Regions from separate parts of the Homo sapiens genome. Here region 1 is linked to region 2. A link is a contact called in ENCODE Hi-C or POLR2A ChIA-PET data. All regions are on one chromosome and are shown on one strand. Each heading gives the region's core, a stretch centred on a gene start or an enhancer-like site at or near the end of the contact. The rest is flanking DNA. Distances are from core to core; before and after follow the strand shown.

What was found. Hi-C counts contacts between places; a loop is a spot of excess contacts on that map. ChIA-PET counts read pairs that join two places held with the same protein, here RNA polymerase II (POLR2A). Pooled maps may share reads with other maps.
Region 1: a loop to region 2 is called in a pooled map, with 2.3 times the contacts of the local background. The contact joins the promoter of CYP27C1 here to the enhancer-like site in region 2. A Hi-C loop is called at or near these places in 2 of 168 maps with a recorded cell type or tissue (breast epithelium and mammary epithelial cell) and 1 of 50 pooled maps. POLR2A ChIA-PET finds 5 or more read pairs at or near these places in 1 of 52 experiments (activated T-cell).

The regions. Positions count from the first base shown.
Region 1 is chr2:127,216,030-127,221,848 of GRCh38, forward strand. It overlaps CYP27C1 (cytochrome P450 family 27 subfamily C member 1), which reads right to left and starts at 4,270. Exons shown (of 9, transcript NM_001367502.1): 1 at 3,960-4,270. The coding sequence starts at 4,241.
Region 2 is chr2:127,143,008-127,148,993 of GRCh38, forward strand. No RefSeq gene overlaps it. Among named protein-coding and RNA genes, the nearest start is that of BIN1, 39 kb to the left of the region's middle. Within about 2 kb of position 1,549, at least 8 of the 41 ENCODE cell types and tissues checked have a DNase peak (open chromatin) inside an H3K27ac peak, as active enhancers do.

The DNA.
Region 1 (5,819 bases), core at 3,020-5,519, 76 kb after region 2:
CAAGTAATAACAAATGTTGACAGGGATGTAGAAAAATCAGAACCCTCTTATGATAATGGTGGGGATGTAAAATGGTGCAGATACTCTGGAAAACAGTCTGGCAGTTCTTCAAAAGGTTAAATATAGAATTACTATTTGACCCAACAGTTCCACTCCTAGATACATATCCAAGAGAAATGAAAACACATGTCTACACAAAACCTTACACACAAAAATTCACAGCAGCATTATTCATTACGGCTAAAAGGTGGAAACAATCCAAATGTCTATGAACTGATGAATGGATAAGCAAAATGTGGTATAGTCATACGCTGCAATATTATTTGTCCATAAAAAGAATGAGGTACTGATACATGCTACAACATGAGTGAACCTTAAAAACATTATACTGAAATGTTTAAAGTGAAAGAAACCACCCATAAAAGACCACATATTACATGATTCCACTTATGACATGTCCAGAATAGGCCAATCTATAGATACAGAAAGTAGCTTGGTGGTTGCTTAAAGCAGGGGGAATAGGAGAGTTGGGGGTGATAGCTGATGGATATGGGATTTCTTTTTGAGGTCATGAAAATGTTCTACAAGTTGACTGCGGTGATGGTTGTATACTTCAAATGGATGAATTATATGATATGTTAATTATATCTTAAGAAAGCTGTTACTCCCTGCATAAAAAGAAATCACAATAAATGTAAATAGACTAAATTATTCAGTTAAAACACAAAAGTGATGAGCCTCTAACATGGCTCAGCATGACACAGACAGGGCTGGGCTGGGGAAAGTTACTAAGACTCTCTTTGGTATCTGCCCAGCTTTCTCACCACTCCAGCTCTCAATCTCAGAAACAGTGGGCCAGGAGCACTGTCATTTCTCTACTCTTATACTCACTCCTTCTGGAGACCTGAAAATGAAGACATTCAGACTAAACTGGAATGAGTCCATCTCCAAGGGGTCACTTCTGCCTAACAAATAAGTGGCCCCCAAAGAGTTCAGGTCTCTAAAGGGGCCCACTGAAGGAATGACTGGTAACAAGAACTACTGGGAAATGGGCCACTCCTCAAGCAAATCCAGCTACTGAATTGGGTACAATCAGCACAAGGGAACTGGAGGTAGAAATGATACAGATAGTTTTCATCACTTTCTGGTGGTGGGCCATGGAACTATACAGTCAGGCACAGTACTTAGAGTTTGCTTGGATGTTAAGAGCACAGACTCTGGAGTTTGAATCTGGGCTCACAGTTTACTAGCTGAATAACCTTTGGAAGTTAGGTCCCACTATGCCTCAGTTTCCTCACCCAAAAAATGGAGAAATAAGTTTCACGTAAGACTTGAAACTGTGCCTGGCACATGAAAAGAGTTCTAGAAATACTGATCGTTATTATTTGTTATTATTACAGTTTCATAACACTAAGCTCATTTGACCTTATCATAACCCATGAGAGGAATGGCGATTGCTAATCTCCTTTACGGATGAGAAAACTGAGGTGCAGAGAGAATGAGTGACTAGCCCAAGGCTCCACAGGTGGCTGCAGAGGGCCAGCATTGGAGGACATGACTCCTGTTTCGGCCATCCTGCTGCTCTACCACACCCTAAATAGCATCTAGTGACCCAAATTATGATTTCTACTCTGCCAATCACCAGCTGCCTGACCTTAGGCAAGTCGCTTAGGTAACCACCCAACTCTTTCCATCTGTAAAATGAGAGGTGAGCTATGTAGGTGAACACTAAGAGCCCTTGTTTAGCTAACATTCTGTGATTGCAAGGGGAGCGCAAGTGAACTGGATGTGATGGGCCACAGAACAATGAGCAACCTGGAGAGCGGGAAGAGAGGGTTTTTCTAGAACCATGTGTTCGAAATTGGGAGTCCTCAGAGGGGCTGCAGGAAGGTGAGAGTCCCCACAAGTACCATATTTGAGGGTTGGGGTAGTGCCACCTGGAGAGTAAAGGGAAAGAACTTTTTCCTTTATTTCTTTTACTCTCCAGGTCCTGTGTGCGCTTGGTGAGAAGGCAGCAAGTGAGTCAGTTGTGACTCTCTGCTCCGTGCCCCAGGGCCCTGGGTGTGGTGAAGGAAGCTGTCTGAGCAGTGGGCAGGAGGGGCTGAGCTCAGGGTGAGGGCTGGCGGCAGGGGCGGGTGAATGGAAAATACCCATCTGAACTGCCACACATCCTGACTGGATACAGGCTTTAACACGGTCCGTCTCAAAGAAACCTGTGCCCATGGAACAAACTCTGGGTGAGGTATGAGGATAAAAGCAGATGGCAGTAGGGGCGGATAAAAGAAAAATTAAATTACACTTCAGAAAGCAGGCTGTATTGAACCCATCAACAGCAAATAACAAAACACTTTTTACTGTATTTGAAAGTTGCCATCCTGATATCTTATCAGATCCTACAAAGAAAATCATTTTTGAGCCCTCTAAGCATTGGGGTGGGGGTGGCGGTTTGGAACTGTATAGGGTTGGCGTGGCGGACTTGAGGAGGGACGGTTGGGACTTCCTGGCATTAAAATTAAATTAAATTTTAATTCCCGGCCGAATTAAAATTGCTCCTCGCACGCCCGTTTTTCCATTAATGAGGGTTGGGGCTTCTCCCTCACGTTCATTGACTGAATGGCTGATGGAACGAATGAATGACTGAAGCCCAGGTGGGTAGTTAGAAGAGGCTTCGATGGAGAAGGGTCTCGAAAGACCGGAACTCTGGGCAGAAGGACAGGCCTGGGTGGGAGGAGAAGGGGGCGTTCTCGGAAGACACCAAAAGCCCCCATACCAGAAATAACAGTGCGTGCTGGGCCGGGCACCCGGGGAGGCGGACGATGGGCGAAGGCATCGGAGGGCGCCGCCGCGGCTCGGGTGCAGTGCCCCTGCCACGAAGGGCGCAACGGAGGTGGGCGTGGGAAGGACAGCACTCAGGCTCCAAGTGGGAAGCGTGCGGAATTCGCCGGCCCCAACGCCCTAGCGGGTGGCTGGGACCCCTGGGTTCCTCCCACGTCCCTGCCTCCAGTCCCGGCGCGAACTCCAGGTGTCGCCCCCAACTCCGGCTTAGAGCCTACGGCACCCCGAGCCTCCGAGCCTCCGTCCCCTCTTCCCCCGCCATTACAAAATACAAAAAGGACTAGAAATGAATACACACGGTCTCGGCCACCTAAGGACACCGAGCTCCGCAGAGCCTAGAGGAGCTAGGGAACCTAGCGCTCCCCTCGGGCCGGCCCCAGGCAGCAGCCCCCCTCAGCCCCAACTCCGCGGGTCCCGCCAGCTCTCCACTCCCAGGCCCCGGCGGCGTCCACCAGGCGCCCGCTGCCCCTCCCCAAGTCTCCTCCTCCGGGACCTCAGCCCTGGTGCCCTCCCCGCAGTCCCATTCCTGGTTTCCCTTCGCGGCGCCCCCTCCCCAGGTTCCCCAACCAGGCAATCCCTGCCTGGGTCCCTCCCCGGGACCAGTCCCTGGAGACCCTGCCCGCCGCCTCTCTCGGGCTACCACTCTCCGAAACTCCATCCCTGACTCCCCTCCCCGCTACCTCCTCCCCAGGGGTCCCGGCTGGGGCCCCTCCAGGGGACCCCTCCCTGCCGCCACCTCCCGAGACACCCATTTCCCCCGCCTCTTCCCAGCCGTTCCTTTCTGGCCCCGTTCCTCAGCTCCCTCTGCCTGCTGCCCCTCTCCGGGGTCCGCTTCCCGAAGACCCCTCCCCAACGCCCCCGCCCCGCTCCCGGTTCCTGCCTCCTCCACCCCGGATCGCCTTTCCGGCGTCCTCTCCCCAGCGCCCCTTCCTGCGAACCTTAACCGGACAACCCCAGTCCAGCTCCCCCAACCCACCGCGGCGCCCAGTGCCCGGGGATCCCTGCCCGCCGCCCCTCCCTGGGACTCCCCAACCCCGCGCCCCTCCCTGGCGCCCTCCCGCCCGCGCCGTCAGCCTTCTGGGCAGCAGCCCGGGCTGGCTCCCTCCCGGGGCGGCGCGCGCTACCTGGATCTCGTGGATGCGGCTGAAGCCGTCCCTGCAGAAGAACTCCGCCAGGTTGGCGAGGGTCCTCGGCCCCGGCATGGCGGCGAGGCTCCGGGGACCCTCGGCTCGGCCCCCTCCCGGCGGCGACCCCGGCCGCCCGGCGCCTTTGTCCTCGGCCCGCGCCCCCGCCGGGAGCCGTGCGCCCGCGGGTTGAGGCCGCCGCGGGGCCCCGCCGCCCAGGAGCCCACCCCGCTCGGGCGCCGGCCGCAGCCCGGCTCTCAGGATCCGCGCCAGCAGGGCCATGGCGCTCGTCTGCATCGGCTTGTTTGTCTGAGCAACTTTGTTTCGGGGGCTGCTCTTTGGGTTGCTGTTTCCTGCGTCTTAACTTGTCAGAGCAGTGCTTCTCCGTACTCCTGCCGCCGGGGCGTCAGTTTACACAGACCCTTATTAAAGGCTCCCTCCCCTGGGGCTGGGGAAAAGGCTGTGATTAGACTGCAAGAGAATGAGGCTATTATTATTTCTTCACATCATATTAATTCACACTTAAGCGTTCCTTGAAACCACCAAGTTTTAAGGTCAACCCCACTTCCAACCATGGCCAAAAAAAGAAAAGTCTACGGGGATCTTGTAAATTATTACCGTCCTTCGAAATGACTACTGAAGGTATACTGAAGAAATCTTTGGTCTTTTTTGCATTTTAGAAGCAGTTCTTTATGGTTTCAACTTAAATTATTGTAACTCAACTTTCAAAGGGGGGGAAAAAAGTGAGACGATTTTGCATGTAGTTCCTACTGTTGTAAAATGACCACATTATTATCTTGCCACAAGCTTTCTTAAAGACAATCACAGTCGTTTACGATGGCTTTCCTCGGGCTCATCGCTTTTATTCCGCACACCATTGGAAGCAGTGAGGACTAGGTGAGGGTGAGCGACTTTGAGCATGGGGCGTTTATCTGGTCCCTCACAAGGACGGGTCCTGTTGCACAAGGCTTGGGGAAGAGAAGCCACCTCCATGCCGAGGCGAGGAGAGGAGTCCGCCAACCTAGACTCAGAGCCCAGTGCCTGGCTGCACAAAGAAGTGGCCGCACAGGGAGGGATGGAGCACGGGAAAGGCCAGAGGTGTGCCATGTGGTTTCAAGGAAGGGAACTTTTTCCTAGTCAGTAGTTAAACTGCTCGCTGAGTTACATTATTTGAAGATTTCATACCGTTGGTACTCATGCATCTAAACGTAAAAAATAAGATTTTTTTCCGTTTACAACGTATTGTTACTAAGCATTTTTTTTTTTTTTTTTTTTTTTTTTGAGACAGTCTCGCTCTGTCACCAAAGCTGGAGTGTAATGGCGCGATTTCGGCTCAGCAACCTCCGCCCCCAGGGTCCTAGCGATCCTCTTACCTCAGCCTCCCGAGTAGCTGGGATTACTGACGCTGTAATCTTGAAAAAAAAAAAATGCTGCCGCGCCCGGCCAACATTTATTTTTTAAGAGCAGAGAGGGAGGTTCAGGCCTGTAGTCCCAGAACTTTGAGAGGCCGAGGTGGACGGATTACTTGAGTTCAGGAGTTCGAGACCAGCCTGGCCAACATGGTGAAACCCCATCTCTACTAAAAATATAAAAAATTAGCCAGGCGTGGTGGCACGCGCCTGTAATCCCAGCTACTCGGGAGGCTAAGGCAGGAGAATCGTTTGAACCCAGGAAGTGGAGGTTGCAGTGAGCTGATCTCGCCATTGCACTCCAGCCTGGGTGACAGCAAGACTCCATCTCAACAACAACAACAAAAAAGAGCAGGCCGGGCGCGGTGGCTCACGCCTGTAATCCCAGCACTTTGGGAGGCCGAGGCAGGCGGATCACGAGGTCAGGAGATCGAGACCATCCTGGCTAACA
Region 2 (5,986 bases), core at 299-2,798:
TGAGGCTGCTGGTTCCAGCTGCTGTGTGATGGTGATAATGATGAGTTACCACTTGATGTCCTAGGAGTCCTAACCTGTATAAAAGAGAAAAAAATGAGGGCCCCTGGTCCACCTCAAACATTCCCCAAAGGATTAGCTTGAGTCTAGCACTAAGGGGATGTCACACACACAGCCATCTCCGTTGTAAGTGGACTTGAGGGTCACCAGCTTTCCACAGCCACCATCCTTCTGCTCCTCCAAAGGTCCTCTCACCTCTGCAGAGCACATGTAGACTGGTGAATTTCCAGGAGTGAGCAGTCAAGGGTAGTGGAGACAGAGGGTCAGTTGGATCCCTCAGCTCTGGAATGAACAGGAGTGACCAGAGCCAGGATCTTACAAGAGCTAGTTCTCCTGCTTCTAAGCCTTGCTATCCAGGAATTCTACATGTCAGACACAGCACAGCCTGCTGGCTGCTCTCAAAGAACCCAAATCAAGATCAATTCACAGGCTGGAAACGGTGGCCCATGCCTGTAATCCCAGCACCGGGAGGCTGAGGTGGGAGGATTGCTTGAGCCCAGGAGTTTGAGATCAGCCTGGGGAACATAGTGAGACCCTGTCTCTACAAAAATAAAATTAGCTAGGTGTAGTGGCACCGCCTGTAGCCCTACGCAGGAGGCTGGGGTGGGATTACTTGAGCCCAGGAGGTTGAGGCTACAGTGAGCCATGATCATTCCAGCCTGGGTCACAGAGTAAGACTCCATCTCAAAAAGAAAAAAAAATTCACAGAGGAGGTGAACATCAGAGCACATCCCTAATTTAAAGAAAAAGGCCCTTTTCCCACTTTTATTGCTTTCACTTCCTGTTCCTCTTTAGTGTGGAAACCAGGAGGGTCAGGAGAGAAAGTTCAGAGAGAGACAGGGACCCGCAGGGAAAGCACAGACAGGCCCATCACAGCCTTCTCACATCTCACAGTGGGCGGAGGAGAGACGAGGCCGACCCACAAGTGTTGCCTCTAATTCTTACTGAGAGCTCAATGTTGTCATTTCCATTTTAGAGAGCAGAAAGTTGTTCTAAGAGATCAACCACTAATATTAAAGCTAGTATTTAAGGAACGCTGTGTACCAGGAAGCTGTTAGACACACACAGGTCATTCTCGCTATGAGAACAGAGACTAGTGTTATTCCTGTTTTGCAGATGATTTAACTGAGACACAGGGAGACTCTGGAGTCAGGTCTGTGGCCTCTTAACCACTGAATCATACTCTCTTCCAAACCAGGCTTTGAAAGCAAAGGGCTACTGATTTCCTGGGCCTGCCCACCCGGTGCTCTCTCCTGGGCCGTCTGCCCCAGGGCCTTCCTGGCTCCTGATGCAGAGGAAACTTTCAAGGCTGGGGCTTCAGGGACCAACGCCTTCTTCTTCAAGGACTTTGAAGAAAAACTGGAAAGTGTGACAACCCTAAAAATTCATTCATTCATCCATTTGTTTATTTATTCACTTATTCAGCACAGATGCATTGAGCATTTACTCTGGCTGAGCCAAGCCCTGGAGCAGTGCTGGCAGCATGCAGATGAGGCAGGCACTGCCCTCTGATGAACAGTCCTTCAAGCCGCAAATCTCTGTCCCTCGGAATACTGAAGACATTGTTCCATTGCCTCCTATTGGCCATTGTTGCCATCTGATGTTACTTAAGTATGAAATAAAAAAAAAATTCTTTCAAATTCTGTGTATTACTTTTTTAAAACAACTACTAAATTGTTGTTTGGACCTAACTACTTAAATGGAACTATTAGGTGCTTCTTTTGGCCTAGGAAAAGCCATGAAAACATTTCTGAAACACTAAAGGCACCAAGAACCAAGAAAGCTTGGGAAACTCTGCTCTAAGATAAATTCCTACCATTGTATTTGCTGCAGCCGCGGCAGGTTTGTCTTTTTGTATATATACATGAATCCAACTGTCTTCTAGAAGAATTAAATTTAAATTTATAATCTAACAATCAGACAGAGAGAAAGGTTAAAAGTGACATTGATGTAGAGCCTCCAAATAGCTGATTTCTTTCCTCCAACAGACTTTCTTGTCACAAAGAAGCCAAAGACTTTCTTGGAATTATCATTTATTTCCATATATGCAAATTATGCATTTTTATTTTTCAAGTCTATGGACTTTTAGGGGGTTTTTTGAAAAGCACTGGGAGGGTTTTTTATAAGTATGCATCAACATGCCAACAATTGTTTCTCTCTGGATAAGGGATTTCCAGCAATTATTCCTTTTTTCTGTAGAACTTCCTGTATTACCTGAATTTACAATGTTCATAGTCAACCTTTTTATTCAGAAGAAATAAAAACCCATCTTGAGAGGAAGAAAAACTGAATATATTGGATTAAATTTGTACCCAACTTCCATTAATGAGAGCTTAGGACACTGTACTAAAATATCCACCTCCTGTCATCCTCCTTTTGAGAAATGAAACCCCTGGTCATAAAAATAGCCTTTGCTTGCAGTTAGAAGGGAGAGGATTAGAAGGAAAAAAAAAAGGAAAAGCAGAAGGAAAACTGCCTGTTAGCAAATCTAAATTCAGATGAATGTCTGAGGGGCTGAGAGATGGTGCTGGGCCAGAACCAGCTCCCTCAAGTTCCCAAGACCTCTGTGGGGCCAAGAGGGGCTGGGGACTTCATGCAAGGTGCTGATTTCAGAGGCAGCTGTGATTAATTTTAGAAGGCCCTGACATTCTAACTGAGTCATCCTGAGGTGGCCCGATTGGAACTAATTGGGTGAGCCCATTTCAAGCTGGCTGTCTTCTCAAGTGTCCCAACCCTCTGGGGTTCTTCCAGCTCCTGGAATTGGAAGGTCTTGATCCTGTCAGCAAGTGCCATCTCACCAACAAGGAGGGCCAGGGTCTGCCCACCCAGAGTGACAGGACCACCTCAAAACATGCAAAGAGGGTCCTGGCAGCTCTGTGTCCATGGGCAACTCAAAGACAGCCAGGATGATCACTCCTGGGAAGCTGACTCCAGTCTTTCCCATTACACCAGCAACTATAAAGCACTTACTGTATACAAACACCATGCAGCAACCATTCCCAAAACTAATTATTCATATTCCCTACAGAGCTTATTAAAAATATAAATGCCTGGGACCAGCCCTGGGCAGGGGCCCCTGGGGGTTTGTCAGGTAGGCCAGGTCTGGGAGCCACCATTGTGCCGCACCCAGAGCTGAGTGGCATGCAGACCCTGCCCTCAAGGTGCTGGCAGTCTGCTGAGAGCCGGGGCTGTGGTCACAGGAAAGGGACTGTGCTGGCTGATGGTCCCGGCCACGTGTTCCACTCCTAGGCCCCATGAACACATGGCTGCCAACAGGGTGGTCTCCAGAGGAAACTGGGGTCGTTGTTATGGCAAAGAGGATGCTGCGCAGGCACAAGTAGTGACTGTCGTCCTCAGCCTGATCTCCCAGGAGTTTAACATCCCGAACAGCTCCCACGGCACAGAATCAGGGAAGTACCAGGCACCAATACCGTCGCCGGTGCACCCAGCCCCACTCGCACTCCTCTACCAGGCATCCCTCTTGCGAGGGTTTGCGCCTCCCCTCCACCAGGTAGTCTGACCCGCCTCCTGAGCTCAGCAATTGGTTCAGAGGAGAGCACCTGACTCAGGTAGGGCCAATTAGAGCCCTTCCCAGGGATTTTTCAACTCGGGAGCCAGGAGGAAGCCCATTAGGCGTCCAATACAAGAGGAGGCAAACCAGCTTCTACAGCCATCTCCTTGGCTGTATGGAAAAGCCCAGTGTGCCATGGAAGAGAAGGCAACATCCAGGCCACAGGGGAGATGGTGTGCTGGTAGCAGTGAGTTCCTGGTTCCATCACCCTGGCTACTACCCAGGTTTGGCTTGGGTTTCTGTCACTTGCAACCAAAGATTTGTAACTAATACTTACGTGTACATCAGGTTGTCCAAAAAGAGGATGGGTAGACTGGAGAGGAAATGCTGGGGCCAGAGCCCTTCCTCACAGCCCAACAAACCTGCTTCTCAAAGGGTGCTGACCAGTTCATCAGCCTAATTCAGGTTTAGTCATTCAAAAAATTCAACCAGGGAGGTTTGGTTAAGTCAAGGTATGCTTCCTGGAGGAGGGGAATTTAAGGCTGGATTTTGAAGGGAGAGACCACAAGGCACTCCCAAGCAGTACTGCAGATGGAGGAGCTCTATTCCAGGAAAGGCTGTAAATACTTCCTGACTCGCAGAAAGATCTTCAGAGACACACATACTGTCCTCTCGCTATTCTTAGCAGCATGTCATGCAGGGAGGGCCCAGGATCCCTGTGGCTGCACGTCCTGGGGGAAAGATGAGCTGGCCCCTCAGCCTGCTTAGTTCCTGAGCTTAGCAAGTGAGCCCGGCTCACACTGCAGCCGGGGATTAAAGCCGAGGGGCTCCAGGAAGCCTCTTCTGAGAGTGCCGGAGTTGGAAGTGCGTCCAGCCAACAGGCCTCTTTAATTCCAAGGGTCTGGGCTGAGGCATCCTGACAGCTCGGGGGACCCCGGCCCCCAAGGGCTGCATAGCAGTAGAAAGTTTACCCTCATCTTGATAACTTTGCCTAGACTTCTGGACTCACCTCTGTCCCAGCATGGGACATGCAGATTGACAGGGCCATCCACAGGGTCAGAGTTTCCTGGAGTTTCAAGTTTTCTCCTAAAGATATTCACATGTATTGTTTAACAGCTTAAGACATCATTCTCATACCATACAATTCATCCATTTAAAGTGTACAATTCAATGGCTTTTAGTGTATTCACACAATTGTGCAACCACCACCACAATCAATTTTATAACATTTTCATTACTCCAAAAAGAAACCACCTCCAATTGCTCCATCCCCAATACCCCTCCCAATCGCTCCATCCCCTGTAGCTCCAGATCTGTTTTGTATCTCTATAGATGGCACTATTCTGGATATTTCATATAAATTGAACCACATAGGATAGGTAGATTTTTTTTTTCTTTCTTTTTTTTTTTTAGATGGAATTTTGCTCTTGTTGCCCAGGCTGGAGTGCAATGGCGTGATCTCAGCTCACTGCAACCTCCGCCTCCCGGATTTAAGCAATTTTCCTGCCTCAGCCTCCCGAGTAGCTGGGATTACAGGCATGCACCACCACGCCCGGCTAATTTTGTATTTTTAGTAGAGACAGGGTTTCTCCATGTTGTTCAGGCTGGTCTCAAACTCCCAACCTCTGGTGATCCGCCTGCCTCAGCTTCTCAAAGTGCTGGGATTACAGGCGTGAGCCACCACACCCGTCCTGATAGCTAGACTTTAAAAAGCAGATAATAACAAGTGTTGATGAGGATTTGGAGAAATTGAAGCCCTCTTACACTGTCGGTGGAAACATAAAATGGTGCAGCCGCTTTAGAAGAGTCTGGCAGTTTCTCGAGAAATTAGTTATTTTACCCAGCAATTTCACGCTTAGGCATGCCCCCAAGAGAAATGAAAGCATGCCCAGACAAAAACCTTTACATGAATGTTCATAGTACCATTATTTATATTAGTCAAGAGTTGATAACAACCCAATATCCATCAACTGATGAATGGATAAACAAAATGTGGTATATTCATACAAGGAATATTATTTAGCCATAAAAATGCACTGATTCATACAACAACATGGATGAACCTTGAAAACATTATGTATTTATGATTTTTGTTATAATTTCTTTCTTCCTTCTCCTTGCTTTTTGTTTGGTTTGCTCTTCTTTTTCCAGTGTCTTATGATGGAAGATTAGGTTGTTGATTTGAGATCTTTCATGTTTTTTAACATAGGTGCTTACAGCTATAAATTTCTTCCTAAGCACTGCTTTATCTGTTTCCCATAAGTTTTGGTATACTGTATCTTTATTTCATTTATCTCAAGGTATTTCTAATTTATCTTGTAATTACTTCTTTGAGCCATTGATTAAATAATCAATGTCTCTATAGATTGCACTTATTTCTTATTGCTTATTTGAGCATATATGGTTAATTTCTACATA